2 separate regions of the Homo sapiens genome follow, and region 2 is linked to region 1. Evidence: read pairs that join two places in POLR2A ChIA-PET (ENCODE). Cell type or tissue: CD4-positive, alpha-beta T cell. All regions are shown on one strand. Links, peaks and the distances in the headings refer to the core of each region. The heading gives the core; the rest is flanking DNA.

Region 1 (2,971 bases), core at 207-2,706:
GAGGGCTCCCATCATGCATTCCCATGGGTGTTAATGAGCCCAGCTTTGAGACTGCCTCACCTACCATCCTCTTTGGCATGCAGTGGACAGCCATCACTGGACTTCTTTGATGCAGGTGCCCCTCTCACCAGTGCTTTCTGGCAGTCTTGGTGAGTGGCGTGTAATCTGGGACATGTCATAGAACAAAATCCTCTAGCTGCATTACTTCTGGTCTTACCTAATATATCCATTCCTTCATGCTCATTTCCCTCAAACTCTTTATTTCTTCCTCTACCATATGTCAGGGGAATTTGGGCATTTCCATGTTGCTGAGAGTTGGGAGTCAATGAAAGATGAGAGAGCTGTCAGACAATGATGCAAGTCTGATCCTGTGTGGAGGAGAGGGGAAAAAGATTGGGTGGAAGTATGCCAGATATTTACTCAAAGTCAAGCAAAAGTTGGCCATTAGAGGCATCCTTTGTCTCCTAGGAGAAGGCCTGCCCTGCTGTCCTTGCCATACTCAGTCATCAGCTGGGAGCAGCCCATGGAAGCATGGCCTTCACACAAATGTGCAATGGATTTCAAAGTGAGGCAGCTGGGGTGCTTTGTGAATTAAGCTCCAAGTTGAGGTCTTTGAAGTGCATTCTCACAATTGCCAGAGTGTCCTTTACAGCAAAAAGAATTTTTTTTCTAGTCCGAGCTACAGCCTAGGATTACATGGTGACTTTGTCTTGTCTTTTTAATGTTCTTCAATCTAGAACAGTCTTTCCATTTGGGTTTGGGTTTAACGTTTTCTTTTCTTTTTACTTTGAGACAGGGTCTTGCTATATTGCCCAGGCTGGTCTTGAACTCCTGGCCTCAAGCAATCCTCCTGCCTCAAACTCCCAAGTAGCTTGGACTACAGGTGGGCACCATTGAACCCTCTAATGTTTCCTTATAGTTACTTTCTATTGTGCTGTTTTGTTTTGTTTTATTGGGTCAGGAATACATAAGAAATAAAAATTGTTCTTTTAGTGGCATGCAATTTAATTTGTCCTGTTACTAATGATGTTAACTTTGATCACTTGGTTGAGGTGATATATTCCAGGATTCTCTGGAAAATTAGTGTCTTTTTCCTTTGTAATAAATAGAGCATCTTGTGGGGATATGCTTTGAGACTCTGTAATTACCCTCAGTGTGCTAAAGATCTGAGGGGATATAGAGAGAAAATTCTGAGTCACACTTTCATTTCATGTAGCTGAAAAAGCAACTTAAACATTGGACTTGACTGAAATTAAGCTTGGACTTAACTGAGCTCCTTCAGGAAAAGCTTAATTACTTACTGAGACAGGAAAATCATCAGGACACTCTCGGATCTCAATGTGGGTACTGGGAGTGCCAGAGAACCAAGATTCTCCCTCCCACTCTCTCTGATGTGTGTGATTCATATGAACATTGATAAAGGATGTCTCATCCCTCCTTCAAGTAAACTTGTTCTGACAAAATTTCACCACACTTTGTCAAATGGCAAACATTGTTCCTAAGAAACATCATATACGTGTTTATGCAAATTTTGTTTTTTAAACTTTTTATCAAGAAAAGAAAAAAAGTGGAAAATATGTTTTTGCCTGAAAAGTGAATATTATAAACAAGTAGCTTGGGTTTGAAAGATAGTCTGTGGAAACACAGATAAGGCTCTATGCTAAGATGCTTGCTGCTATAATCCTCAGTCCCCTAGTAAAAGTTTCTGCAAAAAGCTTGGCCAGCCATGATGCCATTGAGCATTGACCCCCATAATCAATCTCCCTGTGACTCTCACGGAGAATGCTGAAGCAAATTTTCTGTAGTGAGGGATCTGTAGACCATGGCATGCAGCCTCCAGTCTCACTGTGCAGACTGAGGACAGTGACACAGGTCATTGACACACGGCTGACCTAGGCAGTGATTCTCCCTACACTAATACAGTGATTCTTTCTGTGAGAGACTGCCTGCCCTTAATAAGATAACATGCCCCTTTGGCCGGGCACAGTGGCTCACGCCTGTAATCCCAGCACTTTGGGAGGCCGAGGCGGGCGGAACATGAGGTCAGGAGACTGAGACCATCCTGGCTAACACAGTGAAACCCCGTCTCTACTAAAAATACAAAAAAAAAAAAAATAGCTGGGTGTGGTGGCGGGCACCTGTAGTCCCAGCTACTCAGGAGGCTGAGGCAGGAGAATGGCATGAACCTGGGAGGTAGAGCTTGCAGCGAGCCAAGATCGAGCCACTGCTCTCCAGCCTGGGTGACAAAGCGAGATTCTGCCTCAAAAAAAAAAAAAAAAAAAAGAATAACCTGCCCCTTTAACCTACCAACTCTCTTCTCCTCTTTAGTTTGTTGAAGCAAAAACAACGTAAATATTGCATTAACCAAGTGTGTGTATGAGAGAGAGAGAGAGAGGAGAGAGAGAGAAGAGAGAGAGAGAGAGAGAATGAGCAGTTATGGCTCTTGGCATTTTTTACTGGACAAGGCAAACCTAAAGATTTTACTTTTAAACTTGAATTAATGCTGAGAGTAAGTCACATCTGCCCTCACTTCCCTCCCACTCCACACAAACATGCATACCACTGGAAAGGCAACATTTTATCAAAGGCATTTGGCGTTTTTCCTCTCTTATGACCCTCTAGAAGCTTGAGAATGTGGGAGAGAAGGGCTGGAACCAGAAATGGAGAAGTAGTGCTGGAACAATAATGACCTGAAAGCCAGTGGAACTGAGGTCTCCTGCAGGAACTTTTGGGGAGGCCTGGATACTTTGGAGACCAATGGGTATGGATGGAAAGAAGAGCAGAAATGATTCAGCTCATAAAGCAGTGAAAAGGAATGATCTAAGTACATGAACAAATCTTTAAAGCAAAATGTTAAAGTGTGGGAGCAAGTTCTACAGAACACATACAATATGATACTTTTTTTTTTTTTTTTAAAGAGACAGGGTCTCACTCTATTGCCCATGCAGGGGTGCAGTGGCACAATCAGAGC
Region 2 (2,867 bases), core at 283-2,782, 130 kb after region 1:
GAGCAACTGTATGCCAATAAATTGGAAAATCTAGAGGAAATAAATTCTTAGACACATACAACCTACCAAGATTGAACCATGAAGAAACCCAAAACCCGCACAAACCAATAAGAAGTAATGAGAACAAAGCCATAATAAAAAGTCTCCAGCAAAGAAAAGTCTGGGACCCGATGGCTTCACCACTGAATTCTACCAAACAGTTAAAGAAGAACTAATATCAATCTTACCCAAACTATTCAAAAATTAGAGAAGGAGGGAATACTTACAAACTCATTCTATAAGGCCAGTATTACTGATACCAAAACCAAAGACACATCAAAGAAAAAAAATTATGGACCAGTATCTCAGCAAAATACTAGCAAACTTAATTCAACAATACATTAAAAAGATCATTTATCATGACTAAGTGCTATTTATTTCAGGGATGCAAGGATGGTTCAACGTATGCAAATCAGTCAATGTGATACATCATATCAACAGAATGAAGGACAAATGCCATATGATCATTTCAACTGATGCTGAGAAAGCACTTAATAAAACTCATTATCCCTTCATGGAAAACTCCTCAAAAAACTGGGTATAGAAGGAACATACCACAACATAATAAAATCCATGTATGACAGACCTACAGCTAGTAGCATACTGAGTAGGGAAACACTGAAAGCCTTTCCTCTAAGATCTGGAACACTATAAGGATCCTCACTTTCACCATTGTTATTCAACATAGAAATCCTAGCTAGAGCAATTAGACAAGAGAAAGAAATAAAGGGCATCTAAATTGGAAAGGAAGAAGTCAAATTGTCCTTGTTTGCAGGTGATATGATCTTACATTTGAAAAAAACCTAAAGACTATACCAGATAACTATTAGAACTGATAAACAAATTCAGTAAAGTTGCAGGATACAAAATAAACATACAAAAATCAGTAGCATCTCTATATACCAATAGTGAACAATCTGAAAAAGATATAAAGTAATCCCACTTACAATAGCCACAAATAAAATTAAATACCTAGGAATTAACCAAATAAATGAAAGATCTCTACAATAAAAACTATAAAATCATGATGAAAGAAATTGAAGAGCCAAAATATGGAAAGGGGAAATATACCCATGTTCATGGATTGGAAGAATCAATATTGTTAAAATATCCATACTTCCCAAAGCAATCTACAGATTCACTGCAATCTCTATTAAAATATCAATGACATTCTTCACAGAAATAGAAAAAACAATCCTAAAATTTATATAGAACCACAAAAGACCTATAATAGCCAAAGTTATCGGAAGCAAAAAGAACAAAACTGGAGGAATCACATTACCTGACCTCAAATTATACTACAGAGCTACAGGAACCAAAATAGCATGATACTGACATTAAAAACAGACACATAGACCAATGGAACAGAATAGAGAACCCAGACACAAATACACACACCTAAAGTGAACTCATTTTTCACAAAGATGCCAAGAACATACACTAGGGAAAAGACATTCTCTTCAATAAATGGCACTGGGAAAACTGGATATCTATCCGCAGAACAATGAAACTAGACTCCTAACTCTTGTCACATATAAAAATCAAACGAAAATGGGTTAAAGACTCAAATCTAAGACTTCACACTGTGAAACTACTACAAGTAAACATTGGGTAAGATCTCCAGGACATTGATCTGAGCAAAAATTCATTGAGCAATACCCCACAAGCACAGGCAACTAAAGCAAAAATGGACAAATGGGATCACATCAAGTTAAAAAGCTTCTGCACAGCAAAGAACGCAATCAACAAAGTGAAAAGACAACCCACAAAATGGGAGGAAATATTTGCAAATTAACCATCCAACAAGGGAGTAATAACCAGAACATATCAGGAGCTCCAACAACTCTATAGGGAAAAAAATCTAATAATCCTATTGAAAAATGGGCAAAAGATTTGAATAGTCATTTCTCAAAAGAAGACAAATGGCAAATAGGCATGTGAAAAGGTGCTCAACATCACTGATCATCAGAAAAATGCAAATCCAAACTACAATGAGATACCATCTCATCCAAGTTAAAATGGCTTTTATCCAAAAGACGGGCAATAACAAACGCTGGCAAGGATGTGAAGAAAAGGGAACCCTCAAACAGTGTTGGTGGGAATGTAAATTAGTACAACTATTATGGAGAACAGTTTGGAAGTTCCTCAGAAAACTAAAAATAAAGCTACCACACAATTCAGCAATTCTACTCCTAAGTATTGACCCAAAAGAAAGGAAATCAGTATATCCAAGAGACATCTGCACTCCTATGTTTCCTGCAGCACTGTTTAAAATAGCTAAGATTTGGAAGCACTCTAAGCGTCCATCAGCAGATGAATGGATAAAGAAAATGATGTGCATATACACAATGGAGTACTATTCAGCCATAGAAAAGAATGAGATCCAATCACTTGCAACAACACGAATGGAACTTGAAATCATTACGTTAAATGAAATAAGCCAGGCAGAGAAAGACAAACATCACATGTTCTCACTTATTTGTGGCATCTAAAAATCAAAACAATTGTATTCTAAGAGCAGAAGGATGACTACCTGAGGAAGGGTGGTAGGAGGGAAGGGGTGAGGTGGGGAGAGTTAATGGGTACAAAAAAATTAGAATGAATAAGACCTACTATTTGATAACACAACAGTTATTATAGTCAATGATAACAATTGTACGTTTTTAAATAACTTAAAGAATGTAACTGGATTGTTTGCAACTCAAAGGGTAAATGCTTGAGGGGATGAATACCCCATTCTCCATGGTGTGCTTATTTCACATTGCATGTCTGTATCAAAACATCTCATGTACCCCATAAATATACACATCCACTATGTACCTACAAAA

The links. Peaks named below come from ENCODE experiments on the same cell type or tissue, not always from the same donor. Only the 100,000 strongest peaks of a DNase experiment are listed, where the experiment ranks them.
Region 2: POLR2A ChIA-PET joins it to region 1 with 5 read pairs; 11 of 35 experiments call an interaction of 5 or more read pairs at or near these places.

What each region holds. Positions count from the first base shown.
Region 1 is chr17:35,237,609-35,240,579 of GRCh38, forward strand. LOC105371932 reads right to left here. Exons shown (of 4, transcript XM_047437262.1): 4 at 2,435-2,971. Among named protein-coding and RNA genes, the nearest start is that of SLFN5, 4.0 kb to the right of the region's middle. In CD4-positive, alpha-beta T cell, for the core only: no CTCF peak of the experiment used is centred there; no DNase peak of the experiment used is centred there; H3K4me3 peaks cover 1,705 bases; H3K27ac peaks cover 1,808 bases.
Region 2 is chr17:35,369,735-35,372,601 of GRCh38, forward strand. The region is part of intron 1 of SLFN11 (schlafen family member 11); the gene reads right to left. Among named protein-coding and RNA genes, the nearest start is that of SLFN11, 2.5 kb to the right of the region's middle. In CD4-positive, alpha-beta T cell, for the core only: no CTCF peak of the experiment used is centred there; no DNase peak of the experiment used is centred there; H3K4me3 peaks cover 70 bases.